7 separate regions of the Mus musculus genome follow, and all the other regions are linked to region 6. A link is a loop called in an ENCODE intact Hi-C map of the cell type or tissue named here. Cell type or tissue: heart. All regions are shown on one strand. Region 1 holds the start of Vps35l (VPS35 endosomal protein sorting factor like). Region 2 overlaps Iqck (IQ motif containing K). Region 3 holds the start of Knop1 (lysine rich nucleolar protein 1). Region 4 overlaps Iqck (IQ motif containing K). Region 5 holds the start of Tmc5 (transmembrane channel-like gene family 5). Region 6 holds the start of Gprc5b (G protein-coupled receptor, family C, group 5, member B). Region 7 overlaps Vps35l (VPS35 endosomal protein sorting factor like).

Region 1 (4,000 bases), 260 kb after region 6:
GCCTCACCACCACCACCACCACCATCACTAAACACACTCAACCTTACTATCTCAACAGTTGCCAAAAATCAGACTTTTTCACTAATAAAGATATAGGTACCTCCCATTCGTACACCCCAGAACAGTTTGTCCTGGTTACACTGGCTGATTCCCACTACTTTCCCTCATTTAGGGAAAGAGCAAACTCCAAGATCCAAGTCCCTAGAATTCACATGGCAGGCTGCACGACTTTAGGTCAACTCGCATCCCATGGTCTCAAATGAAAAGCGGACTTGGTTAACTAAGTTAGCTAAGAGGCTAACGCTGACCACTAAGCACGTCCCTTGAGAAATGCGCTCTCTGGAGCAGAGGCACACTTCCCCTGGGCCTCATCAGCTCCCTCATGCATCGACAGGAACAATCACCGGGAAGAAGACGGACACAATTCTGTCTCTCTCATTAAAGAACACGAAGTCAGTGGGTAAAACTGAAAGATGGGCGTGCACTCCCACACACTTGCTCAAGAGAGACGGCTACAGAGACCATAGGCACGAGCAGAGCTGGGGTCTCAGCAGTATGGAAAACGAAAACATCCAAGGTTAAGCCAGCACAAGCAGGTGAAGCCAACCCACGGTGTGATACGGCACCACGCTGACGTGCTGTGTCCTTAAGTGGTCACTTAAGAGTCTGCAGGGTGGAGTGAATTAAAGTGTCCGGCCAAAAAGCCAGAGGGTTGATGTTGGTTATGTTCAAGGCCTAGCGCTACAAATTTCTTTCATGCTCAAACGCAGAAATTTTGCCCCTGAGATGCAAGGTCTCCAACGTCCAACCACATTATCATCCGCTTATCCTATGTGGGTTCTTTATCGACACAAATCACCTGTGACAACCTAAAGGTCACCTCACTTCTAAGCACAAAAAGGCCCGTATGCCAGTCACTTGGGTACACACTATTCCTTCCTGCTTGGTGAGCTCGTATGCATCCTGCAAGACCCAGTTGAAGGCTCTTCTCTGCAGTCTACCCAAGCCGCCAGGGGAGTTGACTGACTGCCCCCTCTCTCCTTTGGGCGTGTCCTCTCTCTAATACGTTCTACTACGTTGAACAACGAGGTAAAGAAGCGTGTCTGGGGACCCTACATAGAGTAGGGTGAATGGTCCCACTTTACAGATGAGAAAGTCTAAGGAGCTCAAGGAACAAGCGACCAGGTCTCCCAGGTGCAGACTCCGGGCGAATTCATCCCCTTCCCCAGAACTCCCAGGCGTGCCAACGTCTCCCAAGGAGGCGGAAGCCTTGGATGGAGTCCGTCTGAGTGAAGGAGCTGCGGAACAGAGGAGAGGAGCAGAGTACTGACAGCGGTTCTGCTCTTCCGTAGTCCTGACAGCCCGGGCGGGGACGGAGGCCACCGATCCCAACAAGGAGGACTGCCCACCCCCACTGAGAGGAGCCCTCCCCGAAGCCTACTAGCGGGTTTTTCCTTACCAGGGAAAGACAGCCATCTTCCCAGTCACATGATCGCCTGTTTTCCGCGTCCAGCCCCTTTTCTCACATCCAGGGAAGCTCGGCCCCGCCCCAGACGCCATGATTGTGAAGGGCAGCTTCCGCTCTGAAGATCCCGGGCTCCGTCATCCGCCATGATTGTGAGGGGCAACTTCCTCCGGATTCCGATCCTCCGCAGTTGTATCGGGCAATGGCCCGGCAAAACCCAAGCTCCGTCATCGGCCTTGATTTTATTTTTTCTTTTTATTTTGTTAATAGAAATCCATTTACGTCTGCCTCCGAATGATGGGATTAAAGGCCTGCATCACCACGCCTTGCTTAAATCCCATTCGTATTATGTAAATATGTGCACGGAGGTCAGTGGATAACGGACAGGTGTTGGTCCTTTCTTCGCTTGGCACTAGATGCCATTACCTTCTGAGCCATCCCATTCACACACACACACACACACACACACACACACACGATGCCATTACCTTCTGAGCCATCCCATTCACACACACACACACACACACACACACACACACACACACACACACACACACACACACCGCCCCCCAGTCTTGTAAGGGGTAAGACGCCACTGGCTGCTTGGCCCGCCTGCGCCCTCTAGTGACAAAAAGGAGTGCACACACCCATCCCTGCTGAGGGCCAGACACAAGTGATTATGAAGTGAATTCTGTTTGGTGTGGGTTCTCTTCATGCTTCGTAAGGATGAACACTTTGGGCATTTTCCCCCCACTACTGACAATCTACGTCCGAATACGGGCAAGCAAGTTCTGTTCTTGACCACAGAACTTTGGCGCTCCTGTTTTAAGCCCCACCCCACCCCACCCCCATGGATAAATTATGATAGGGTGACTGCACTCAATGCACTTTGCCCACTCCCTTCTCAATAGAAACTTCTGGAGTATCTATCATTAATCACTTGTTTTTGGAAAACTGATGCTCAAAGCTGGTGAGTGTCAAACTCTAACTCAAATAAGAATGGATTAAGACTGGGAAATTAGCAGACTGTCTATTCATACCATCCTGGTTCTACTCCCAAGTGCATTTCCTTATGGAAAGAGCAGCATCCTCTTATGCGTTCTGGAAAAGGCAACGGAATATACTTTAACTAGGACTGACATTTTCAGAGTCCCAGTTTCTTCCTCTGTGAAACTGAGCTAACTGCTAAGGTGACAGGAGGTTATAAAATCCCTGTCTCCGGGGCAAACCTCAGATGCTGTAGTTAGTGAGGCAGGCAAGACAGGCTGCTCTTGGTTGGCCTTTGCTCTCAGAGCCTTTCTCTCTGTAGCGCTGACCCTGGTCTATAACAGAGCAGGGCATCTACTGTAAATGGGCATGCCACTTGCCTGGGGACTGTAAAACAGTGGCTCTGGGATAGTTGTGTGTACAATTCTAGGGGACACTGCTGTTGGTGGTTCCTTTGAAAGAATGGTAGCAGTTTGGGTGGTAAGAAGCAACTATGAGGCACTAAAGGCAGGGGACCAATTGTCCTTCGTACATTCGTCAAACCCATCCCATCTTATGTATAAAATAGATGATGGGGAACTATCATAAAACAGGCTACATTTCTGGAAAGGATAGATAACTAAAGGGTTCTTCTTACCACATGCTAAGACCATGGTTTTGTGGCATCTCTGTCAGTGTCCCTAAAGAACTGTAAAATCTGGGCTGGAGAAATGCGTTATCTGGTAAGCACTTGCTGTTCTTCCAGAAAACCCAGATTTGATTTCTAGAACCCAAACTCACAACCATCTGTATCTCCAGTCCCAGGGGATCTGATGCCCTCTTCTGGCCTACAGAGGTACATGTGGTATAGAGACACACATACAGGCAAAATATTTATATACATCAAATAACTAAGTCTAAAAAAAAGAATCTTTTAAAGAAACTGGAGAAGGGCCATGGAAAAACACTGAATATAGAGAGCAGTTTTAAATGGAAACATTTTGTTCCTTTGCTTACATTGTTGTTGAAAATGGTTTTACTTTGTAGTCCTGGCTGGCCTGGAGGTATTGGTCCTCTGCCTTAGCCTGGTAGGTGCTAGGGTTGTTGGCATGGGACACTGCACTCAGCTTCTAATTGTGTGTGTGTGGCATGTGCACATGTCTGATTGTCCATGTATGAGCATATGGAGGCCAGAGGTCAATAGCTAGTATTTTCCTTTATTACTCTCCAACTTACGTTTTGAGACAGCACACCTTTCTCCCCCTCTCCCCCTCCCTCCCTCCCCTCCTCCTTCTTCCTCTCTCTCTCTCTCTCTCTCTCTCTCTCTCTCTCTCTCTCGTTCTCTCCCTCTCTCTCTTGTTCTCTCCCTCTCTCTGGCTTTCTGTCTGTCTCCTTGAATTTGAAGCTGTGAATGGCTGGCCAGCAAGCCTGTCAACGCTATCCCCACACAGAGGTATTTGGGTTGCAGGTGCACACCTTTTGCCATTTTGACACAGGCACTAGGGATCTAGAAAGTCTTCATGCTTGCACAGCAAGCGCTTTGTCCAGATGGCTCCCCAAATCCAATTT
Region 2 (4,000 bases), 71 kb after region 6:
AGCCTGAGACCTGATCCCAGAGCAGGCCAAGGCCCCTATTTATAGTGCTGTGGCCTACTTCAGCCTGCTGAGTGGCCAGACATTGCCCCAAGAAGGAGGCCTGAATGGGGACCACGGCAACTGGGTGCCTTCTTTCTGGGGCACCAGAGTCCTGCTGGGCACAGGCAGAAGTTTCTAGCCTGATCAAAAGAATGTTTTGAAAAATAACAGGGTTTCTCAGGCAGGAAAAAAAAAAATCCAACAAAAAACAAAGAACAGAAACCAAGAACTTAAGGACTACCACCAAGAAACAAACAAGCGGGAATATATTCTTATAGGGGTAAATGGACTTTCAACAGAGCTACACCCTCACAGCTAACAGGAGAGGACTGGGGTGAGAGATGGGGATGCAAAGCGGGGGGGGGGGGGGGGGGCAGGAGCACAATTGTCGGTCCTGTTTTTCAGGAGTGGAAAGGGAAACCAAATAATTAAAATAATGACAAGGCTGGCAAGCCAAGAAGCAAACCTCTGTACCCAAGCTGTTCCTTCTGCGTTAAGAAGCAGATTCTCTTTGTGCTGGGAATGATAATGTTGTCCTCTAATCCCGATGCTTGGGAGGCATGGAAAGGAGGTCTGCAAGTTCAAGGCCAGCTTTGACCACATGCTGAGCACAGTCTCAAAAAATAAAACTACAGAGCTGGGGGGAGGGGCTCCCTAAAAGATCTATAAGCAGTCAGTGGTGGCTGGGGAGAGAAAAACATTTACTTCAGTAGTGTGGCCACTGGTAGGTAAGGTGTTTATGCTCCTGTAAGCAGCCCTTATGGAACTCACAGGATCACATGAGGGGGGTGGGGAGGGGAAAGTCTAAGGGGCAGAGGTGGGACAAGAAGAGGAATCAGATGGGAGGGGACAAGAGTGTGATGGGTCATGAGTGGGAGCAAAATACTTTATAAACATGTATTAAAATGTCATGGAGACAGCCGTTATATATATAACAATAATTATGTAACAGAAAACCATAGAGGTCACTTTGGATTCAAGAGGTCTGGAGTGGTGCTTAAGGCTCCCTGCCTTTCGACCAGTCCCAGGTAAAGACATCACTGGCAAAGACCACAAGCTGATATCAAGAACACAACAGCATCACATGGCTTCTCCCTTTCTCCCACAGAAATAATCGTGGGCACTATGAGGTGGTTGCTGCTGCTGTTGCTGCTGTTGTTCTTCTTATATGTTTTTCAAGACAGGGTTTTTCTTTGTGTGTGTGTGTAGCCCTGGCTGGCCTAGAACTCACTCTGTAGACCAGGCTGGCATCAAGTTCAAGAGATCTGCTTGCCTCCTGAGTGCTAGGATTAAAGGCATGTGTCACCACTGCCAAGATTCAAAGGTATTTCTGTAGAACTATAAGGGTCACACATACCTTCTGTGGTTTAATATGGGAAAGGTCTCTGTAGAAATATGGATCCTAGGAGGTGTGGGCTGGGAAGATGGCTCAAATGGTAAGAACCCCAGTTCCATTCGAAGCACTTATGCCCCCCATGCTGGAGAGGCAGAGACAAGAGGGTCTCTGAGTTTTCAGGGCAGCCAGTGTGAACTAGCCAGCCTAGCCTGTGTGGCTAGTTCCAGGTCAGTGAGAAATCATGTCTTAAAATACATGGTGGATGCTGCCTGGGAAATGACACTTGTGAAACAGGCCTCTACATGGATGCACATCACGACCATGTACACAGCACATATGCAAACCCTGGAGACCAGGGATTTGGGGAGCCACTGCATCTGGAGGCTGCCACTCTCCTCAAGAAGTCAGTGAGATTATGGGACCCCTTCCCCAAATCATAAAACCCCAAGTTCTGTCAGCCTATCGACAGTTGGTACTAGGGCTCTGTTCTTTGAATAATTCTTCATTACCTGGGTCACGTGTCCTGGCTCACTCACATAACCTACACTGACCTTCAAATACATCTAGCACCTTCCACCTCTTTGTGCTTCAAGCTTGCTTTGGGTCTCTGCTCAAACTACAGCCTCTCAGAATGGCCTCCTCAACCATCCTGTGACCTGCAGGAGTCACCTCCCTTGTTCTCTGGTCCTTTCATTTGCTCTCTTCTGTCTTGTGGTACTTATTTGCAGCAGGGTAACTACTCAGCAGGGTTATGATTGCCTCTTAGCTGTTAGGTTTGGCCTTGAGATGAGCCTAGGCCCTGAGAGCCTTGGTACCTTAGTCTTAATTACTAATGCTGCAATGGAGCACCATGACCAGAGCGAGTCGGGGAGGAAAGGGTTTATCTGGCTTTCACTTCCACACCACTGTTGATTATCGAAGGGAGTCTGGACAAGAAGTCAAGCAGTGCTGAGAACCTGGAAGCAGGAGCTGATGCAGAGGGCATGGAGGGATGCTGCTTACCAGCTTGCTCAGTCACCTTTCTTAATAAACCCAGGGTCACCAGCCCAAGGATGTCCCCACCCACAATGGGCTGGGCCCTCCCCTATTAATAACTAATTAAGAAAATGATTTATAGCTGATCTTAGGGAGACATTTAGCTCAATTGAGGTTCCTTCCTTTCAGATGATGCTAGCTTATATCAAGTTGACATAAAGCTAGCCAGATCACATGGTGCATGTTTTGTTCATCCGCTCTGAGGCTTGCAAACTCTGCTCTGAAAAGCACATGCCCCTGGCAAACTGCTGATCTCAGAAGGCTCTAGAACAAACCTGAATAGAACATAATCTCTAGAGCTTATGCTGCAGTCTAAATTCGTTGTAATCTGCCTGATTACCACACGTGTGAGATGAACCTCACACTGTAGGCTGGTGGGGTGGGGTGGGGCGGTTTATTAAGTGATATTATTTTGACAATAGTTGATAAATTTTTGGAGTGGGGAGGTCAGGGTGCTAATAGTGAAACCCATGGCATTGAGCATACTAGACATGTGCACTATCATTGAACTATACCCCAAGCATGCATCTCTACTGTATTTCGTGTGTGTGTGTATGAGTGTGTGTGTGTGTTTGTGTGTTCATGCACATATATGTGCACTTGTATACAGAGTCGAGTCGAGAGGACAACCTCCTGGGTTCTTGTTTTGATTTTTGTTTGTTTGGTTGGTTGGTTGGTTTTGGTTTTTCAAGACAGGGTTTCTCTGTGTAGCTCTGGCTGTCCTGGAACTTACTTTGTAGACCAGGCTGGCCTCGAACTCAGAAATCTGCCTGCCTCTGCCTCCCGAGTGCTGGGATTAAAGGCGTGCACCACCACGCCCGGCTTGATTTTTGTTTTATGTTTGTTTGCTTGCTTTTTGAGTCAGAATCTCTCCCTGTCTTGGAACTCATTCAAGCAGGATACAGAGGGTGACCAGAGAGAGAGCCCATCTATCTGTCTCCACTTCCTGAGTGCTAAGGTTACAAGTCGGGGTCTCACCAGCCCCAGCCCTTTTGCCACATGTTTTATGGATTGAGCGTAGATCCTCATGCATGCACAATAATGACTTTACTAAGCTATTACCCCAGCACCTTTCTCCCTTGTTAAAGTCAGGCTGTGTTGTGTCTTAGGCTGTCCTGGAACTCCCCAAGTAGCTGAGGATAACCTTCAAAGTGCTAGGATTCATGGCATGGCCCTTAACTCTCAGTAAGCCCCTGGTCTCACTCTTCCAAGTGCTGGGATTACAAGTATACACCACTACACAAGGTTCATTTCTTCATACTCTATTACCTACTTGTTTGCACTGATTGACAACCTAGTGCAAGAATGCAAGCAGGGATCTTGCCTTATTTCCCAAAGGACACGTAGTGTTTAAAGCACAGCTGCCTCCCTACTAAGGATGGTTATTAGTGAATGAAGCATCTAACTGTAGAGTCTGCTTGCTAAACTGCTCTGCTGTACCAGTTTCAATTAGTTGGAAAAATTAAATGTAGAGCAGCTTCAAATAACCTCAAAGCAATTATAAAATAAAAAACAATAGTCTTAAATAGGTATTCTAGGCATCACACAGCCAACTGGCCAGATAAGTGTGACTCACACAAAGCTGTTTCC
Region 3 (4,000 bases), 140 kb after region 6:
AACTTGACACAGGCCAGAGTTATCTGAGGAAGTCTCCACTGGTGGACCGCTTCAAACCTACTGACCTGTGTGGGCATCTCTGTGAGCATTTTCTTGATTGTTCACTAATGTGGGCAATACAAGCCCTGGGAAGGTGGCCCTGGGTTATGTAAGAAAAGCTGGCTTAGTAATAGCCAGGGGAGCCAGCCAGTAACTAGTATTCTTCTGAGGTCAGTGCTTCAGGTTCCTGCTTTGAGTTCCTGTCTTGGTGTTCTTCAACAATGGACTAGAACCTGTAAACTGAAATAAACCCTTTCCTCCCCAAGTTGCCTTTGGTCAGTGTTATCACAGCAACAGAAAAATAACTAGGACAGTCATCTAGGTTGAAGTCACAGTGGCCTTGTATAAAATAGGTCATCTCTACCCCCATTGCTCAACAGCTATTATTTTGTAAGTGACATCAATTCCCTTGCTTTTCAGAGAGCACTAAAACCCTTTGTCCTTGCTTTTATCCAGGTATAACACACCCCACAGAAACTGATTCCACAAGAAAAGACAAAAAAAAGTATCAATATTTATGACCATGTATTGAGCCTTTCAAAGTCCAGAGCATCTTCTCATTATCTCACTTGGTTCCCACTACAGCCCTGTGAGGTAGGAATTATCCCCCTCAAAGAGCACCTTCCCCAGTACTACTTGTGATATTACCAATTTGACGGGGCAGCAACACTGCTGTGGGCTAGTGGTCCTGGACTGAATAAAAGGAAGGAAGTGAGTTGAGCCCCAGAATCCATCTCTGTTTCTTAGTTGTGGATGCAAACGGGACCGGCTGCCAGGAGCCCCCACTGGGATGATGTACCATATCCTCAAACTGTGAGCCCAAATAAGTCTCTGAGTTGCTTTTGTCAGATATTTTTCACAGCAATAAGAAAAGTATCAAACTATACAATAAACTGTACTATGAAGATCTATTGGCTTGGAAAAGTGAATCCTCTGGGTGAAAGACAGTAAGTATATAGACACCTGAATATTGCTGCAGATAGTTCCTCGGGTAAGGACCCTAAGGGTAGAACTTACAAGAACATCAGGGTGAAACCTTTTCTCTAAAGCAAAGGTTACAGGGAAGGAGTAATGCAAGCCCTGTGGTCTGGGAGGACTGACTGACTCTTCTCTTCTTCCTCTGAACTCACCACTTCTTCCAAGTCACCATTTTTCCCTCTATACACTGACAAATTCACTGTTTCCATTCACGAAACATTTACTGACCTGGAACTATTCCATAAATATTGCTATTTAAATTTATCAAAATTAAGTAAAATAAGAAATTTGGTTCTTCTAGTCTGCCAGTCCCAAATTACACCCCAAACCCATTTAACAGCACAGATTATTGAACGTTCTATTAGTGTTGTATTGGACAGCCAATGCCACAAGAATGAAAATCTTTCAGTAGCTGGAAGGCTGAGGCAGGAGGATACTCAGCTGGAAGCCAGTCTGTAGTCCAAAAAGGCGAGAGAAAAGGGAGAAGGGATAGACAGCGGACTTATTATGAATGAATCTGTGTCTCTTGCCTTTGAGATCTGGAGGCTTTGGAATGAAGGAAAACTAACACTCTTCCTGTAACCTAGGATCTGTGACTACGTGGTTCTACCTCCTAACACCACGACATAGGTACCATTGTTATGCCCGCTGTACGACTATTACAAGACCCCATGACCAAGGTTCGTGGGCTACAAAGGAACAAGTGATCTAGCCTGCTTGTGGGGCTTCAGAAAGGCTTTGGGGCAAGTGGAGATCAAAATCTATTTGTCCACACCAAAATACTTCCTGAGTATCACCGGAGCCTGTCTACAGAGTTCATTCATTCCCTGCTTCCTCGGGCGATCTGCGGGCGGTCCGGGTCTCTACCCTGAAGCTTCACACTACGCAACTCTCTGACCGGGTTTCCTTCTGCGAGCCTGTTGCCTGAGGTCGCACCGGAATCCAAGACATACGCCAACCTCTTTCTCCGCGTGTGGGCCTAAGGCTCGGCTCCTCCGCCCGCGCGCGTCACCCGCCTGGCGCACAGAGGCTTGGAACGCGCGTCCCGGCGGGTCCCGCCCGCGTCCCGCCCGGCCCGACCAGCGGCGGGGCGCCTACCCTCGCAGATCTGATCCCATAGGCTCTTCCCCGGCGGCTCGACGACCTGCGGGGGTGACACGAGCACTTCGGGAGACCCGGGCGACACTGCGGGCACCGGCGTGCGCGTAGTGATCGGCGAATCCGCGGAGCCGCTCGCCTCCTCACGCAGCACGCTGCGGCTGGATACAAGTCTCGGCGCCGCCATGGACGCGGTTTCTACAGCAACCCAGGGCACCGGGAGGCCGCGACCCGGAAGGAGAAGGATTTCGAGGGGGCGGGCCAGAAAGTCGAAGCTGACTTCCGGATCGCGGCTGCGCGGCTGCTCACGCGGGGACGCTTGGCCTGCTAGCGAACCAGGTGAGTGCGGGTGGTTTGTGCGGGGCCCCGAGGAAGGTGCTGCACGCTGGGGGAGAGGAAAACAAAGATAAGTCACCCCCAACTCGCCTGCAGCCCTCGGTTTCTCTCCAAGCCGTCCCGCCTTGGAGTAGGCATGGGGATGATCCTGGCTAGCAAGCAGCCTGCGGTTGGTGAGGGCAGCACACGCTCCTCTGGCTCGAGTCCGTGTTTTGCACCTTGTTGACTTTGAGACCTAGTGAGTTACAGTCTCCGAGGCCTGTGAGGCTTATTGGTCACACTAACCCTATCCACTGCTGCCGCGGGAATTTAAGAGTGCCTTCACACTGGGCATAGTGGCCCACGTCTATAACCCCGGCACGCGGGATGCAGATCAGCCCTAGCGACGTAGTCAAACTTTGTCTCAAAAACAAGGCGCTTTTGAAGAAAGCTTGTGTTTGCAGGTGATGCAGTGTAGGTTCGGTTCCACTTCTCGCGAGTGAAGTACAGTTAAAGGGATGGAAAAGAGTATGTTGCTGTTGGCTGAGTGGCAAAACAAAGAAGTGGGTTAAGCTGACGCCTGGGACCTTTTTGTCCGGGTTATTTTTCGTGATCACTGGCCCTAATCCTGTAGAATCATCATGGTCTTACTTGATACTGGCCTGTCGGGACTTGTATCTTTCTCTCCTTTGTGAGTCCCCTTCCTATGTCCTCTAAAAGTCAGTATGTCTTGAGGCCCAGTTATGTTTTCTTGTTAATTATCATCCCTGAAGTCCTGTTTATGTCGTCTCTGTTGGCGAGAGTGACTTCCTTGCCTCAGCCCTACAGTACACATGCTGAGTGAGTTATATCAAGGCAGCTGTTTCATCCAGCTGCCCAGTCACCCTCCACTTCTGCCTCAAGGGTTGACTCTACCATCCTATTGGTCAAACTGGAAAACCATGTTCAATATTATGGAGTTGAGAAAAATGCCACCATAATATTGGTGTATAAGATTATACATGTCTGTGGGGGCATCTTCTTTCTTTCTTTCTTTCTTTCTTTTTTTTTTTTTTTTGGTTTATCTGTATAGCTCTGGCTGTCCTGGAACTCACTTTGTAGACCAGGCTGGCCTTGAACTCAGAAATCTGCCTGCCTCTGGCTCCGGAGTGCTGGGATTAAAGGTGTGCGCCTAAAGCAAGGTGAGAGTGGACTTGATATGGCTCAAGTCTGGCCTAGATCTTTGAAGCTGCCCAGAGCAAGCTGAATCCTTTGTGGAGCATGTTAGCGCCGAAGCCAAGGAGAGGTGCAGGATAGAGAAGCTCCTGGACCCTTAATTTCCACCTCTTTCCTTAGAAGCCTCCCATGTTTTGTCTCTAGTCCACAGAGTAGCAAGAAGCATACTGGTGATCATAGTGAAAGCCATGTATTGAATCCCCGGCCACTTGTCGTAAGTGCTTCTGTTTTTCCCGAGGAAAGCCAGGTAATGAAGGTTTCCATGTGTTATGGCCACATGTTAATTCCTAGCAGTCACTTTGAAACTGAAGACAGTGCTTGCAGCTGTCTTGTAGACTGAGATAGCCCAACTTGT
Region 4 (4,000 bases), 110 kb after region 6:
CAGTGCCTCTAACTGCCTGGTTATTTCTCCTTCTCCTTCAATTTTATCTCTTTGAGGTGCATGAGTGTTTGCATGTGTGTGTGTGTGTGTGTGTGTGTGTGTGTGTGTATGTGTGTGTGTGTGTGTGTATGTGTATGTGTGTGTGTATGTGTGTGTGTATGTGTGTGTATGTGTGTGTGTGTGTGTGTGTGTGTGTGCAAGTAGCTTGACAGCTTCATGTGTCACTCCTGCCCAGGTGGCTTCCCTCTTGTTTTTGAGGCAGGGTCTCTCCGAGGACATGACTTCATGCCTGGATTTTACATAGGTGTTGGGGATCCAACACTGGTCCTCATGCTTACTCAGCAAATATTTTCTTGGCTGTGGTATCTCAGCAGTCCCTCTACTTCCAAAGGCTACTACAGCAATAGGTAAAACAAAGGGGAGAGTCTCCCCTGTGATGATACAGGAATTTGATGTCACATTGATTTACAGTCTACCTCAGCAGAGCTGCATGCTAATGAAAACCACTGGCCTGACTGGGTGTAGAGTAGCAAGGTAGGGGAGAGCATAGAAGTGCCTCAGTATGAAAGCACAAGGCCCATGTGGCAAGACTCACTGTTCCCTACAAGGCAACGCAGAGATGATCCACTGCACCTTATGTGGGTGGAAGAGATGACACTCCTGCCCCCCCCCATGCCCCAGGACCACAGAAGATGGCTGACTTAGGAGGTTTGGCTTTACTGAGCAGCCATGCAAGCTGAGAGCCAAGAGCAGAACAGCTCAGGATCCAGCAGGTGCTTGATGAAGACAGAGAACCTTCTGGAGATCAGTGAGGTATTGCTGTGTCTTAGCTAGGGCTTTACTGCTGGGAACAGACACCATAACCAAGGCAACTCTTATAAAGGGCAACATATAATTGGGGCTGACTTACAGGATCAGAGGTTCAGTCTATTATCATCAAGGTGGGAGCATGACAGCACTCAGGCAGGCATGGCACAGGAGGAGCTGAGAGTTCTATGTCTTCATCTGAAGGCTGCTAGCAGAATACTGGCTTCCAGGCAGCTAGGATAAGGGTCTTATAGCCCACACTAGCAGTAATATACCTACTCCAACAGGGCCACATCTTCTAATCATGACACTCCCTGGGCCAAGCATATACAAACCATCACAGCTTGACAGGTATAATGAGACCCTCTTTTTCTTTTCCCATGAAGTTATCAAATAAATAAGAGTTGGTTCTCCCTGCCCCCATCCCTCCTTGGACTAGGACCCAGTTCTGAGTCACACCCAGAACCTGAAACAAGAGGGAGGTCACATGTAAGATGCACGGGACACTAAGTTAATAGGGAGTTGATATTTATTGAGCTCTCTGCAGGTTTGGGTCTGCACTGAACACTGCACGGTTTGCCTTGTCTCATCGTCAGAATCCCTTGGGCAGCACTGAGATTGTCCTCAGTTCACACACATGGAAACTGTGGTAACTTGGAAGACTAAAGCCACTGGGTTCCTAGAGGTTCACTTCAGGGTCTATGAGACAGATCAGTCCCAGAAGCTATGGTGCTTTTACCCCCTTTGGTGCTGGGGTTTGAACCCCAGGGCCTTGTACATGCTCAGCAAAAGCTGTGCTATTGACCTGTACTCTCAGCCCTTTTTAAATTTCTTTTTTGAGACATCTTCATCCCAAGCAGACAAGACCAGTCCTCACCTTATCCTAAGATGTGAAGCACCCACCATACCTGTTAGAGGTAGACTTGAAAACTATGGAACTCTGACACCAGAGAATTGCTCTTCATCAAGGCCTGATTGACTGACTATTAATTACTGTTAGGGGAGCAGGCTGGGCCATCTGCTGGTCACTAAGCTAACCCACTCCTGACTGAAACTCGAGAACAAATGTCTTGCTCCCTCACCTGTCTAGGACTTCTCTCTGGGCAATAAGTCCAACCGAATGGCCTTCCAAAAAGGTGCTGGCCAGGGACATAGTAACAACTGTGCATCTTTGACATCCAACTGTGTTGTATGCACTTGTGGAGGACCAGCTCTGTGCTCACCGTGGGCTGGGTACAGTATTACTAAACATTGAGAAGTATAAAACTAAGATAGGGAATCTGTCCTTGGGACACTTAAAATAGCTGGGGAAGCAGGCATGTATAAAATTAAATGTATGTGGGTTAAGAATGTCTTAATTAATGCTCACTGAATTTACCATAGAATGAGGAACAGATGATTCCCCGAGATCTGAGAGCTGGGATCAGTTGCCTCTCCTTTGGCCTCCAGGGAACTGGGAGCCTGGGAGATGTGCCCCACAGCTGAGTTTGGAAAACAAGTAGCACTTAAATATGCAGAAGAGATGAGCACAAGGAGTGCTTTCTAAAATAAGGAGGAGCAAATGCACAGAGGCCCTGAAGCGGGGAGGCTGGTACTGGGTGGGGGTCTGTTTAGCTTGGGGGGGCGGTAATTGCCTAGGAAAGAGAGCCAGCGATGGAGGGAAGGGAGAAAGGAAGGCAGACTGGAGAGTGCCTTGAGAGCCAGGCTGGGGGCTCTTGGCTTCATCATGTGGATGTGCCGTTGTTAAATGGTATGGTAGCCCATGTGTCCAAGGTGGACCCTGTGATGGTGCTATTGGGAGAGCAGGGTCTAATGGGAAGTCCGGTCATTGGGTATGTCATCAAAGGGGACTGTGGAGCTCTAATACTCTCTCTCTCTCTCTCTCCCTCTCTCTCTCCCTCTCTCTCTCACTTGTGGTGTGAGTGGTTTCACTCTGCCATCTGCTGCCACTATGCTGTGCTGCGTGGCACAAAACAACAGTGAGCTGACTGTGCATGGGAACCTCTACCACTGAACCAAAAACTAACTCACCCTTCCTCTTTACTGGTTGATTGTCTCAGGCATTTTACTAGAGAGGCATTGTGCTTAGCATAGCTAAGGCATTGTGCTATGCCGACTCCTACCAGTAGGGCAGGGAATACCACTCAGTTGGTAGAGCACAGCCTAGCATACATAAAACTCTGGCTTTTAGCTTAAAATCAGACATGGTAGCACAGTGGTCACTTCCATCTCCATGAGAGCAGCTGAAACCACCCACAGGATGACCTCAAGGTCAGGCTTGTTGCTTCTTCACAGAAGGAGGGGTTGGGAAGGGTCATCAGACCTTCACATGAGATCCCAGCCACTCCTTCCAATACCTTTCCCTTCGAAGCTGCAGGTACTAATATATATAATGTGTGGAGGGTTAACTGAAAGGGAGACACTGTCTATACAGCTATGGGGAAGTTGCCATCCATGTTGGGGTGACATGTTGCAGTGATGTGGCTGCTTTGGGGTCACACACACTTCTGTTAGTAACTCCTTATCCATATTTTGTACGTAAACTCAATAAACATTGATTGGCCAAGCTGGACTTTGGTGAAATCATTACATTGGATGATCATTGGTTCCCTATCTGGGGTAAGCAGAGTGTTTGTGTGTTGCCCTAGGGCAAGTTCACAAAACAGTGAGGGGCATTCGGAAGTCTAGATTTCAAACTTGTGAGGGAAAGAGCCCTCTGAACCATCCTGTGAGAAGCAGAGAAGAGGAGGCCTGACAGGCTCTGTGCAGGCTGTGACAGGATCAGTCAGTGGACTTCAGTCATTCCAGCGCAGTAATAAATGTGTTTACTGAGCACCTGATGCGTATCAGACATCCCCCAGGGAAGTTAGCACAGAGGCTGGAGGTAGTGGCACAGAATTTTCATACCAGCTGAGGAGATGAGGCAGGAAGATCAGGAGTTAAAGACAGGACTTTGAAGATAGCCTGAGGTACATAAGATCCTGTTTAAAAAATAAACAAGCAAACAAAATAAAACAAAAAGCAACAACAAAATATAACAACCCACCCTAAAACCACCAAACCTAAACCAACCAATCAAAAATTAGCAAAACATGGAGGAAGGAAAGGCCAGAGGAGCAGGCTCAATTCAGAGGCAAGTAGGAAGTAAACACGATGTACTGCTAGCTGTAATTGTCAACTTGACACAAGCCAG
Region 5 (4,000 bases), 400 kb after region 6:
TTCTTAAGAAAGGAAATTGATCTTGAAGATATTCTCATGCAAATTGCAGTTTAGACAATCCTACCCCGTTTTTTGCTACCACAGAAGGCCAGCGCTGCTGTTGGGGTGCAGAGGCTGCCGGGGCCCTTAGCTCCTAGATCCGCCCGCCCCGCTCCCGCTCCCCCCTGCTCCCCGCCCCACTTTCACCCAATCCACCTGCGTAGCTCCTGCTTCCGTGCCACAGCCGCTACCCTCCGTGCAGGGCAACCGTCTCACCCGGGCGCAGCGCCTCTCTCACACTCACAGTGTGCTCCAGCTAGGACCTAGGACTGTGCGCAGGCTGCCGCGTGTCGTCCTAGTATCCAGGGGCCGGCTACAGTATTCTTAGCATCCAGCAGGTCCCTGAAGACGGTGGCTATAGACAACTACTGCTCGTTCCAGTGTACACACACTACTGTCTCCCATGAAAGCCCCACCCCTCCGCTCAGCAGAAGCCAGGGCCATGGAGTCCCCAGGGGATGCCGGAAGGCATTGGGGCTGGAGCGACTAGCTCCAAAAGCTTTGCCGGCCACACTGTGGGAATCTAAAGAAATGCAGAGTCACATGGAGATTCGGATCACCAGAATCAGACACAGAATCAGACACCACAGTGAGGAGCACCCTGCCACTCACCACTAGAGCGACACTGTCCATCCAATAACAAACCAAGTGGTCAGGGTGGTGACCCAGCCTGTCATCCCAGATCTTTCCAAGACAGTCCCTGTGACTTAGTGAAATCCTGCCTTTCAATAGGAAGGAAAACGTCAGCCAGACTGTTGGCCCAGGCTTGTAATCTGCACTTACGAGACTGAGGCAGGAGGATTGCTGAAAGTTTAAAGCAGCCAGAGCTACAGAGGGGAAATTTCATAACAAAACAGAGAGGTTTTTTTTTTAATTACATTTTATTTATTGGGGGTCCATGGGAACATGTATGGAGATCCAAGAACAACATGTAGGGGTCCATTCTTGTTTTCCGTCACGCTGTCAAGCACAGCAGCAAGCACCTTTACCTTCTAAGCTCTCACACGGGTCTCAAGTAGCTGGACCGGCCTTGAGCTCCTGATGTGCCAGGACTATAGGCATGCTTCACACCCAGCCTGTCTTGAACAAGAGATTCTGACACTGGGCAAGATGAGTCTGGTACAACAGCTTGAATGCTCCGAGTTGTACTCGCACAGGAAACAACCACAGACAGAAGCTTTGGGGCGCTGAGGGGGTGCTGAGGTGGCGTTCCCCAGATGAGGACGTTCCGGAGACAAGCCACATAGCGCCGTGGCTCTTCTCCGTTGAACTGCACCTGAAGGATGAGGATGATAAGTTGCAAGCCATTTGCTTTCCGTTACTGTTAAGAAATGTGTGTGTGTGTGTGTGTGTGTCTGCTTCAGTACCACCCAGCTGTCGTTCTGACTATTGCAGGGGGGACATGGTGTGTCAGGCACAGCAGGGTCCCTAAGGAAGCACTGTACCAGCAAACAGACTCTGTTGCCTGTTTATCTCAGAGGCTATTATTACCTAGTTCTGCGACCAAGAAGATCACGATATGGTTATAGACATAGTTCTTTAACATACACGCAAGACCGCTCAGTTGGATAAAGGGGTTTGAATCCACGCTTGCCTGACTTCTACCCACATGGTATAAAGGTGGAGGAATTTACTACCTACTAAAAATAGTTGTCTGACTTACACACACACACACACACACACACACACACACACACAGAGAGAGAGAGAGAGAGAGAGAGAGAGAGAGAGAGAGAGAGAAATAAGTTTAAAATGTAAGCACATTTGTCTTCATTGAGGCATTTTTTTAAAGGCCCACATGGCAAGGCAAGGCATGGTGGCTCATGCCTTTAATCCCAGCACTGAAGTGGGGGCAGGTGGACCTGTGAGTTTTAGGACAGCTTGTGCTACAAAAGGAGTTCCAGGCCAGTTGGGACCACATAGTAAAACACTTTTTAAAAATAATAAACAAACAAACAAAACCGGAATAAATGCCCCACCCAAATCTCTGCCCAAATATCCTCAGCTAGCCTGAAAAAGACCATAAAGCACTACTTGAAAGGTGGTGACTCTGGGACACTAAGGGATTTGACTTGGTGGGTTTTTTTTCCAGAAACTGTGACCGGTCCGTAGCAGCCGGAGATCAGGCTCCCAGAGACCTAGCAGAACCCTGGCCACCTTCGGAAACACTCATTATAACCAAGATTTAGTCTGCCCTCTCCTGGGAGGATGGTGTTTACCTCTGCAGAGTCGCGCGCGCGTGCCATCAATACAAACTTGGCAAAGTTCCCCAGCTGGCCTGACCGGTTCCCATGCCTGCTCTCTGGCTCCCTCTTGTGGCTACTTGCCTCTAGGGTGAGGCAGAAAAGGGAGGCTTCGTCAAGGAAAGACGACTAGGAAGGGATCTAGCCCAGTCTACGGAAGGGACTCACTGGTCAAAGAAGCTCAAATTAGGTGCCCACCTGGCACGTGATATCATGCACTCAATCATGTGACAGGATAACAGAGTGCTTGAGCTCTGGTCTCCCAGTCCGGTCCAGAAAACATAGTCATAGCGTGTCTTAAGTTTAAAGACACGGAAATCTAGACACGGGGAGGTAATTCAGACAGAGACAAAGGGAACTTATGTAACATTGCCCTACAGAGCCAGTTCTGGGTCTGCTTGACCTCAGGGCCACACGACCTACATTGCTTCTGTGCCATGCTGGCTGGCGTGACTGGGTCCATCAGAGAACCGTAAGAATCCCACACGCAGACTCCAAGACGAACCTGAAAGCACCAGACAGCCCCGTTTATTTAATGCTAGCACAGCATGCCTTTAATTAAGACAAGCGTCTTTAAATCAGAGGGGCTCAGTGAGTAAGAGCACTTGCTGCAATCATGGGGACATGAGTTCAAATCCCCAGCACTAAGCCACGGGTGGCTGCACTCACACTGTAACCCCATTCTGGGGTGAGGGTTGTGGGGCATGGGCTAGAAAGAGGAAAACACTTAGGGTTTACTGGTGGCCGGATGAGTTCAAGGTTCAGCGAGAGACATTTGCCTTCCTTCTACCTGTGGGAAGCTGAGTCTGGTGCTCACAGCTGCATTCCCGAGCTGGCCTAGGGACTCCCCAGGCTACTTCTGGCCGTCTTCTCGAGGTAGGAGCCGAGATTACAGACTGAGCCCAATTTTACGTGGATGCTGAGGGTCCAACCTCGGATGCTCAGGCTTCTGCAGCAAGTGCGTCACCCACTGAGCCATCCCTCCCCAGTCCCCTATGGCAGCTCTTCAGTACTCTCTCAGCTTTGTGTGCTGGGAAATCCCAAGGACCTTCCTGCTCGCACTAATAGCCAGCACCAACAGAGGAAAGCAGAGGAGGTCGGCTGTGAACCATCAGTTCCATGTTACTCTACTTTAGTCCAGTTGTCCCCTCCTCCTCCCTTGCTTCAGCCAACCCCGACTCTTGTTGTTTCCTTGCCCCACCCCCCAGGGTTGGGGGTGGAACTCAGGACCTCCTGTTTACTATGCAAGAGCTTTACAGAGCTTCCCACCTCACCCCTGCCCCTGCCCCGCCCCCACTCCAGCTATTGATATCTTTGAAGCACCCAGGCAATTTGCTTCACAGGAATGTTCCAGAAGCTGTATTTGTTCCTCTTCACTGAACAGATGTCCCTTCCCAGCTGGAGACTGTGTGAACGATATATTTTTTTCTATATAAAGCACCCAATTTGGGAGGAGGGGTGGTCTTCTGTTACAGCAACTGTTGGCAGAATAGGGCTGGAGGGGAGATTAGCATATGAAAGAAGCCAGTTGGCGGAAGGCCTGGGAACTCCTCCCTCACCAGGGCTATGAGGAACAAACCAAGCTCACCCAAGGCACTCTCCCGAGAGGAGAGGCCTTAGAGACTCACCACACTCCCAGGTGGGGGTCCATCAGCACCTCTACTTTTTTCTCACCCTGGTCCAATTATTTGTTCTGGGACTTACGAACCTAGAAAGCT
Region 6 (4,000 bases):
CCCAACCACCCCCTTAGACTTCTAGAAACACACACACACACACACACACACACCTGCTTTCCAAGCCTTTGTTTGTCACACTCGGGATACAGACAATTCCATAAATGCCATGAATAAAGTCAGGGATGGATAGCCGTGAGCAGCACACCCATCTGGGAGATAATCCCCTTGTTTGCAGAGGAAAGAGCATGCTCAAAGGCCCGGCACAAGATAGCCATTCTTACATGGGAATTTAATTATCCTTTTGTTCAACAAATACTTGGAGAGACATGCCCTCCTCATGGGCAGGAGATGGGATGAACATGGGACAAGGACAAATGTGACCCATGGATCCCCCAAACCCTGAGACAAGTCTAACTGGCCTCTATGTAACTAAGGATGACTTTAAATTTCAGACCCTCCTGCTTCTGTCTCCTGGGAGCTGAGATTAGAGCTGTACGCTGTCACACATGGTTTATGAAGAGTTGGGGATCAAACCCATTGCTTTCTTGCACGACTAGGCAAGGACTCTGCTATCAAGATATAGCTCCCAACCCCCAAGGCATGTTTTTGAACATAAGATGCACTGTGCATTTATAACCGCTAGCAACAACATTTAGTTGCACAATGGTAGTAGTCTATGGGAAAGTGCTCAAGGGTTGAATAGAACCAATTGGATGGTACTGAGTTCCAGTCTGGTGGGAGACACCAATGGACAACGTCCCACAGACTGTGTGTCACTGGAAAGCCCCCAGCCCTTATCATTTTTGAGGTGACAAGTTGAACCAGGGAAAATACTTGGTTTGGGAGTTTATTTGTTTGGTCAGCCTGACCTAGGTTGAGCGTGTGAGCACATGAGTTAGTGACTCGCTAGAGAGATGTCACCCTTGGGAGATCCCAGTGTCCCCAGAGCAGTTCTTTCCAAGCCTGCACACCCAGCCATCTCTCTAGGGACTTGAAACTTCTCTGTGATGCTCTGACTCTGTAAATGGCAGTAGTTAGACCTCTGGGACATGGAGCCAGGTGTTTCTCACCCAACACTGAACGGAACTTTCAAAGGCCAGATGCCTGTGCGGAGAACTTTACAATGTATTCCAGGTGTACACCAGTGGTCACATATTAAAACAGTCTGGGTTACACAGTTGAGGTCCTGAAGACCAGGAAGGCAAACGTTTAAAAGCTGTCGGTGTCAATTCCACAAACTACCACCAGGGGACAGTGCACATCCACGTTCCAGTTCTTCGGTCTGACCAGTACTAGCTTGGGAAGACCTTGTCCTGCAAAACATTTAACAAACGCCTACTGTGTACCAAGCCCTGTTTCTGGCGCCGGGACAATGTCGCTAACATGGGGAAGGGCTGTGTCATAGGAGCACGTCCCTTACATGTGTCCTTAAAATATACATATGTGTGTGTGTGTGTGTGTGTGTGTGTGTGTGTGTGTGTGTGTGTGTGTATTCACAGAGACGCATAGCCAAGCTCTATGTGGCCTGACCCTGGAGAAAACTAACTTGAAGAAAGAGAGAAAAGGACTTTCAGGGACTAAGAAAAGGTAAGGAACAACCCGAGACTGACAGCTCGCTGCAGGGGATGCCGAAGCGCAGTCTCCCTAAGCCTAGCCTAGATGATGCTGACCTCAGACAGCCAGGTGAGCGATGTCCCAGACTCCTCCAGCATGTATGTCCGATGCCTGCCCTGTGGTCACTGGAGGTATCTGTGCCCTGAGCGTCAGTGCAGCGCACAGCCAGAATCTGGTCTCTCTAGGTATGTGTGCCCAAGAGAGTGGCGGGTGTGTGCCTATGTGAATGATGTGTAAGAGATGGTGGTGATCTTGTACACGGACCATCGTGAGGAGGTCACCTCGGTGATGGTCACGTTTGGGATAGCCAAAGATATCGGTGCTGGGTTCAGTGTGCTTAAAGAGGAAAGGACGGGCTGGAGCAGGGTGGAAGAGGGCAGGGAATGTGCTCATCGGGGACCTTCCTAAGTGCATCACAGCGAGGCTTTGGTGACTTTAGAACGCATGCAGTAGAACCTTGTCCAAGACCTGCTGCCGGTGTGTGAGGGGAGTGCCCCTCTAGGATCCTCGTAGGAATATTGCGTCCTATGTGGCTGAGGATGTTTCTACAGATCAATCTGAGCAACTGTGCGTCTGGACTCTTAATAGGGAGGAGGAGATGTCCTCGAATTTGGGGCACCAGGAGTTTTGGGTGAGAAAGCCGTCTTAGCGCTCCGAGCAAGCCAGGAAGGCGCCTGGGGATGCGAGCAAGCTGTGGCTCTGGTCCTGGTGGTGAGCAGAGCTGCAGACCCGGCAGGGGCGGGGCTTGCTGGGGCGGGGCCTAACGGAGAGGCGGGGCCGCGGCTGCTGCAGCGCGGGCCGGGCCAGGGGGCGCCTCGCGCGGCCGCAGCTCGGAAGGGCGATGCAGTGAGGCGGGCTCGGCTGGCGGGCGTGCGCGGAGCGGGGGCCGCGGGCGCGCTGCAGAGATGTGACTTGGGCCCAGGGCCAGCAGGAGCGTCGGCGCTGCGGGGACGCGAGGGTCGGTGAGTACCAGCCAGCGCGGGCACGGGGAGGGCGCCGTAGGGACCCCAGAAACTTTTCCCGCCGTGATTTTGGAAAGATCCGGAGCGGATCCTGGCTCGTGCTTTTTCTGTTCTCCCTTCTCCCCCTCCTCCTCCTCCTTGGGGTACATCTGCAGAAGCCGTGGGGTTCGAGTGAGGGGTGCCACAGTGCGGCGGGAGAGGAGCCGCATTGGACCGACCGAGGGCAGTGGTTTGGGGACCTTTATCTGGTGGGGGAATCCACGAACTAAGGCTCTGACTATGGTCCGGGGTGAGGACAGACTACAAGCGTCTGGGAATAAAGGGGAATCTGGCCCTGTGCTAGTGACCCCTGTGAGGGACGTCGCCTGCAGGTTCCAGGGGGCCTGGCGGTTGGTGGGGTGCGAGGACAGCCAGGGTGCTGGTCCTGAACTAAGCACTACATGGCCTGAGGCAGGGGCCGGCCTTTGGAGACCTGAAATCTCACCTGCCGCAGGGTCTGGGGAACCCAGCTTGCAGCCCGCAGTGGCCACGCACTCTTGGAAAAAGGCGCGAGAGGGTGGGCACCACAGGGAGGGAATCTGAAGCTGGGGGACAAATAGTGGGCTGGCAATCTAGGGGCGGCTGCTTATGGTGAAGCGGAAGAATTTCTATCCCAGGCGAGGGCACTTGGGCCTCTGAGGAAAGCAGCCAGGCTAGGGGTAAGGACTACCCAGTGCAACGTCCCCTCTTCCTAGGGGACTGGGGCTCGAAGCCCCAAAGGACCCCACACATTTCATGGACCTGGTGGGAGAGATGAGCACAGATGAGGATCCAGCACCCCTCCTTGGCCGGCGGTAGCTGATTAAACAGTTTTGGATCGGCCCACCGACCTTGCTCCAGAGGACGCCCCCAGATCAGAGTGTTCATCCCCCTGTTCTAGCTCGGCCTAGCCAGTTACCCCCTTCTTCTTCTGTTCGCCAAGGGGGCGGCTCTTTGGAAGAGGGACAAAGGCCCCGGGAGTGTGGCGGGCACCATCGTCCCTGCCTGGGGCCCCCAAGCACACGCGCCGCATCGGCCGCCGGACTGCGCCGGGGTGGGGGCACCTGAGCAGCGTCCAGAAAGCTCCGGGGGTCCCCACAAAGACAAGAGGATGCAGAAGAGGCTAAGCACACCCCGTAGACAAAGCACTTGAGAACGTTATTTCCTAAGTTTCTTTGGTGGGCACTCAGAGCTTTGGGAATAACCGCACTTGGAGTTAAACTGCATGCAAATTACATGTAAATAGAATGCAAATTGGCATCTGTTGGTTGGAAACCCTCCTCTGGGCTAGTTTTCTATCTGGGCTGTGAACACTGTTTCCCTGATCCTCTCGCTTCTAAGTCTAAAAAGGGTCAGCTGGGTCGCAAGAGGGGAAGATGGGATGGGAAGGAGTTAAAGTTTGGGGCCCAGGCAGCCAAGAAGAGGGCTTTCTTTATAAAGATAGACTCTAATGTTTACTGGGT
Region 7 (4,000 bases), 230 kb after region 6:
ACGTGCAGAGGCCCAGTCCATCTGGAGCACCAGCTTAACCTGGGACCAGTCTGAAAAGTTATTAGTGGCTTATATGGCTTTGGATGTGCAGTAAGTCTTATAATCCCGTGTCTTTTGTCATTTCTCATTTCTTTTTTGCTTTCTTTCCCCTTTCTGCAGTGTTGGAGATGTTCTATAAGCACTCTACCACTGAGCTGGACCCTCAGCCCTTGGGGGTTTACAGACAGGATTTCACGACGGAGCCCAAACTAACTTTGCACTCACAATCCTTCTGTCTCCGTCTCCTGGGTGCTGGTATAGGCTGAATTCCAGGCATGTTCCTCCACACCGAGCTACCTAGTGTCTTTTCTTTTTATACTCCGAACTCATTTCAGTTTGCCAGCCACATCTCAAGTACTCAAGAGCAACACGGGGCTGGTGGCCACTGGACCAGACAGTGCAGGCACAGCTGTGACCCTTCTGCACTGGGCCTACCCTTCTATGGCGAGACCAGGTAGCTCCAAGGGCTAAAGGGCTCATATAGACCTAAAGCTGTGTACAGCTGTTTCCTTCTGAGAGATGTTTGTATCAAAGTTTTAAGGAGATGGGTGGATAAATGGGCAGGTGAGTAGATGGATGGTCAGTGCGAAGACAGATGGGGGTGGAGCAGGGGGGTCAGGAGGGCAGGTAAACAGATGTGGGGGAGAGATAGATAGAGGATGGCTGAGAGGGTAGATGGATGATATCTGGGTGGATGGACAAGGAGGGCCAGGGAAGGGAAAGAGGAGGAGGGGGGAGAGAGAAGGGAGTGGGGCAGGGAAGAAGGAAGGGAAAAGGTTAAACTATGGGTCACTGCCACTATCACTGTCTCCTTGTCCCTGGGCAAGAACCGCTGCCAGGACCAGGATGAGGGACGAAATGACAGCCCAGGCAGCCGCTGCAGCTTGTGTGAGCTGAACAGGGCAAAGGAAAGGAAGCCGTAGCTGAAGATGCTGCATCTGAACACATCGTCACAATTGCTCCTGTGACAACACAAGTCCATCATCCACCTGTCCCATTAGAACCTCCTGGGAATTTAAAATTGATTGGCAATGAATTTAACGCCAACATCATTTATGTATAGGCTGAGGAGCTGGGGCATCTGCTACTATTGATTTATCGGACATCCCTTCATACATACGCAGTTTTTACTTAAGCAATTTGCTTCTTGGAGAGAAAGGCCCATATGAAACAGGAGCGTGGCTCTGAGCAGCAGCAGAGAAGTTGACCTGTAGCCAGGTCTCACTCCACCCTCTCCCCTTTTCCTGCATTCTAATGACTTGCCTGCTTGCAAACCTTCTGATGGCTCCGGACGACAGAGACAACCAGACTTCAAACACGTTTCTTTCAACACATTGAATTAAAAACCTTATCCATTTTCAATAAATCCCGACTTGATTAAAACCGTCTAACGGCGGTTCTGAGCAGGCTGGTGCCAGCAAGCCCAGGAAGCATGACATTACCTGGCAAGGCACTGCGGCTGTCCACACACATCGAGGAGATGCGCTCATAGACCAGCTTTCCTAGGACAAGAAGACATATGGTGTTGACGTCACACACCACAGGAGCAAACACTAAATAAATGTTACTAATTAGAAGCAGGAAAATGGCACCTGGCAGCAGGCATTCACTCGTGAGTGTATGCTGCCACCTAGTGGCACACACTTTTAGCCTTGGTTTGTTTGTTTTTTTTTTTTCCTGCAAAGAGGAAGCTGATTTTCACACGAATTCACGGGGTTTACCTAGGTAGTTAGGTTAAAAATAATTACAGAATGTTGTAGCCCTCAAGATTCGGGTCAGATATTCATTCTCTGATCTCACTGACTTGACTTCTGACCACCGGCCACTTATTTACATCTGCTGGCCTAAGCTGGGCATGGCTGGAGCTGAATCCAGTGTAGGGCACTTTCTGTGAAGTGTGGGGACACCTCGCTGCTCTGGCCTGAGTTCCAGGTTCTTTTTCTCTTCTCACTCAGGTGCTGATCGCCTCTGGCAGGGTGGTAGCTGGGAACGCACAGGCCTGGGCCCGTCTTGGAGCTTTGAAAGTCAAAGATTTGGGGAATGTGACTAGAATGTGAACTTTGGACCACATTGCTGCAAATCCTTGTGCGTGCTCAGGTGTGGAAGACACTAATTATCCGAGTATCTAGAAATGGTGGCCAGTGTCTGCTAGACCAATACTTCTCAGGCCAGCATGCGGCAGAGCCCTGGAGCCCCTGGAGCCCCAAAGATCACCATCTAGTGTGATGTCTCTGTCTATCCCAGGGGCTCCCGCAGAAGTGGTCTGGGTGCAGCCAAGATATGTCAGAGATGTCAGTGTACAGCCAAACTGAGAAGCCCAGCTTAGAACCTCACCCTATACACACACACACACACACACACACACACCCTGCAGACTCTGGAAGCCTCACGGAATGTGCTCCAATGCCAGTGCCCAGGCCCACTGCCTCTTTTCCTTCCTATGTTTTTCTAACCCAGGATCACAAGGGTGAAGAGAGAGAGGGAGACATTTCCTCTCTGCCACAGGGACACAATGGACAGAGGCACTGCTTGTCCCTGAGCACGCTGAGGAACAGCACACCGAGGGAGGGACTCTTACAAACTCCTTTACTTCCTATACAAAAGCCTGCCACCTCTCTAGAAACAGTCTTCAGGAAATACACCTCGCACTGTAAGCAGCTGCTAACTATGTCATTTCTGGCCAAATAACTTGTTTTTCTTTTGTTCGGGTGGTAGACACTGTCTGGGGAAATAACCATCTTGGCTAGAGTTCATTCTGCATGCGTGTGCGTGTGGAGGGACGGATGCCTGCATTGCGCATGTCCATGAGCAAAGATGAAGGTCAGGGGAGAATGTTGGGTCTCCTCTGTGACTCTCTGCCTTTATTCTTTTGTGTTGGGACTCTCATCAGACCTGGAGCTAGGCTGGAAGCCACCATGCCCCAGTGACCTTTCTGCCTGTGCCTCCCACAGCCAGCTCCGCCCATCCCTCACGTAGCTCCTGAGGATGTGAGCACGGGTCCTCACGCTTTCTCGGAAACCTCTCGCTCCATGAGCTGCCTCCCCAAGCCTTGGTTCTTTTCCTGACTAGTTTCTCACACATCGAAGACACCGTGACTGAAAACCACAGCGGTGACAGTGAACACGCTCTGAGCATGAGCTCTGTGCCCAGCACTACCCACGATTATTTACCATGTCCTGCCAGCAGCATTTAGGAAAGAAAACTGTTCTGTGTTCCTTACATGTCCGTTCAGGTAGTTCTCTCCAGAAAGTCTGTAACTTTAATTTTTTTTTTCTCAAAACCTATTTTAAATGATGGTTCTTAAACACTTTAACCTCTCTGCTAGCCCACCACCAACCAGAGGTGGTGGAAAAGAAAAGATACAGGGGAAGTGGACCTGTTTAGAAAAGTTCTTTAGAGCAGCTCCCATCTGTGTTGTCTGGAAATCGGCAGTTCAGTTCACAGGTTAGCAGCGGCAGCTCGATCCACTTGCAAACACTTCACAGATACACCAGCAGCACAGTAGAGTCAGGATAGCAAACAGGAATCGGCAGTGGTGGCACCACCTAGCAGGGACAGGCAGGCCCCAGCCTCAGCAGGAGTCAGCAGCAGGAGGGATTTGCACCAGCAGGGACATCAGAAGTTCTCAGCTGTGCCTCTCTCAGGAAAGCCGAGATCAGCAAAGATGCAAGATCAACAAGCGTTGCGCAGCTAGCCCTACCAGCAAGCCAACTCAGCCTTCGTCACTGTCCATTGAGTTCCGTTTATTCTCCCTCCAAACATCACGTGTCCTCCATGGGTCTTGCCTCAGCACATACGTCTGTCTCAGCTGACATCACTCTGCCAATCAGCCATGAATCTGAGGACGCAACAAAAAACTGCAGCACGCCACCAGGTTTTTGGTGTGTTTCTCTATGGAGTCCGGACAAATGGAACTCAAGAACACGTGTAAGGTGGACCAGTACATGAGTGTCATTAGCGA

The links. Hi-C counts contacts between places; a loop is a spot of excess contacts. Peaks named below come from ENCODE experiments on the same cell type or tissue, not always from the same donor. Only the 100,000 strongest peaks of a DNase experiment are listed, where the experiment ranks them.
Region 1: a loop joins it to region 6, with 6 times the contacts of the local background. A loop is called at or near these places in 4 of 42 quality-filtered maps.
Region 2: a loop joins it to region 6, with 4 times the contacts of the local background. A loop is called at or near these places in 13 of 42 quality-filtered maps.
Region 3: it touches region 6 in a loop (6-fold over the local background); 28 of 42 quality-filtered maps call a loop at or near these places.
Region 4: it touches region 6 in a loop (6-fold over the local background); 11 of 42 quality-filtered maps call a loop at or near these places.
Region 5: it touches region 6 in a loop (2.8-fold over the local background); 4 of 42 quality-filtered maps call a loop at or near these places.
Region 7: it touches region 6 in a loop (9-fold over the local background); 41 of 42 quality-filtered maps call a loop at or near these places.

Annotation. Positions count from the first base shown.
Region 1 is chr7:118,738,235-118,742,234 of GRCm38, reverse strand. It overlaps Vps35l (VPS35 endosomal protein sorting factor like), which reads right to left and starts at 1,964. Exons shown (of 31, transcript NM_027815.4): 1 at 1,460-1,964. The coding sequence starts at 1,560. In heart, a CTCF peak has its summit at 2,117 (motif pointing left); DNase peaks (open chromatin) are centred at 1,554 and 2,084; H3K4me3 peaks cover 2,121 bases; H3K27ac peaks cover 1,252 bases.
Region 2 is chr7:118,922,786-118,926,785 of GRCm38, reverse strand. The region is part of intron 7 of Iqck (IQ motif containing K); the gene reads right to left. Among named protein-coding and RNA genes, the nearest start is that of Gm39076, 60 kb to the left of the region's middle. In heart, no CTCF peak of the experiment used is centred here; no DNase peak of the experiment used is centred here.
Region 3 is chr7:118,854,077-118,858,076 of GRCm38, reverse strand. It overlaps Knop1 (lysine rich nucleolar protein 1), which reads left to right and starts at 2,079. Exons shown (of 5, transcript NM_023197.3): 1 at 2,079-2,454. The coding sequence starts at 2,301. It overlaps Iqck (IQ motif containing K), which reads right to left and starts at 2,325. Exons shown (of 9, transcript NM_001374605.1): 1 at 2,116-2,325. The coding sequence starts at 2,302. In heart, no CTCF peak of the experiment used is centred here; a DNase peak (open chromatin) is centred at 2,316; H3K4me3 peaks cover 2,297 bases; H3K27ac peaks cover 1,685 bases.
Region 4 is chr7:118,878,582-118,882,581 of GRCm38, reverse strand. The region is part of intron 4 of Iqck (IQ motif containing K); the gene reads right to left. Among named protein-coding and RNA genes, the nearest start is that of Knop1, 25 kb to the right of the region's middle. In heart, CTCF peaks have their summits at 1,833 (motif pointing left) and 2,905; no DNase peak of the experiment used is centred here.
Region 5 is chr7:118,593,740-118,597,739 of GRCm38, reverse strand. It overlaps Tmc5 (transmembrane channel-like gene family 5), which reads right to left and starts at 443. Exons shown (of 22, transcript NM_001105252.1): 1 at 196-443. B230311B06Rik (RIKEN cDNA B230311B06 gene) reads right to left here. Exons shown (of 2, transcript NR_169121.1): 2 at 902-1,315. In heart, a CTCF peak has its summit at 2,350 (motif pointing left); DNase peaks (open chromatin) are centred at 349 and 2,339; H3K4me3 peaks cover 1,563 bases; H3K27ac peaks cover 420 bases; H3K27me3 peaks cover 3,265 bases.
Region 6 is chr7:118,993,559-118,997,558 of GRCm38, reverse strand. Gprc5b (G protein-coupled receptor, family C, group 5, member B) reads left to right here and starts at 2,348. Exons shown (of 4, transcript NM_022420.2): 1 at 2,348-2,519. In heart, CTCF peaks have their summits at 2,168 and 2,367; DNase peaks (open chromatin) are centred at 1,248, 2,318 and 3,308; H3K4me3 peaks cover 2,811 bases; H3K27ac peaks cover 1,676 bases; H3K27me3 peaks cover 986 bases.
Region 7 is chr7:118,763,906-118,767,905 of GRCm38, reverse strand. It overlaps Vps35l (VPS35 endosomal protein sorting factor like), which reads right to left. Exons shown (of 31, transcript NM_027815.4): 9 at 1,482-1,541. Among named protein-coding and RNA genes, the nearest start is that of Vps35l, 26 kb to the right of the region's middle. In heart, a CTCF peak has its summit at 1,670 (motif pointing left); DNase peaks (open chromatin) are centred at 1,558 and 3,785.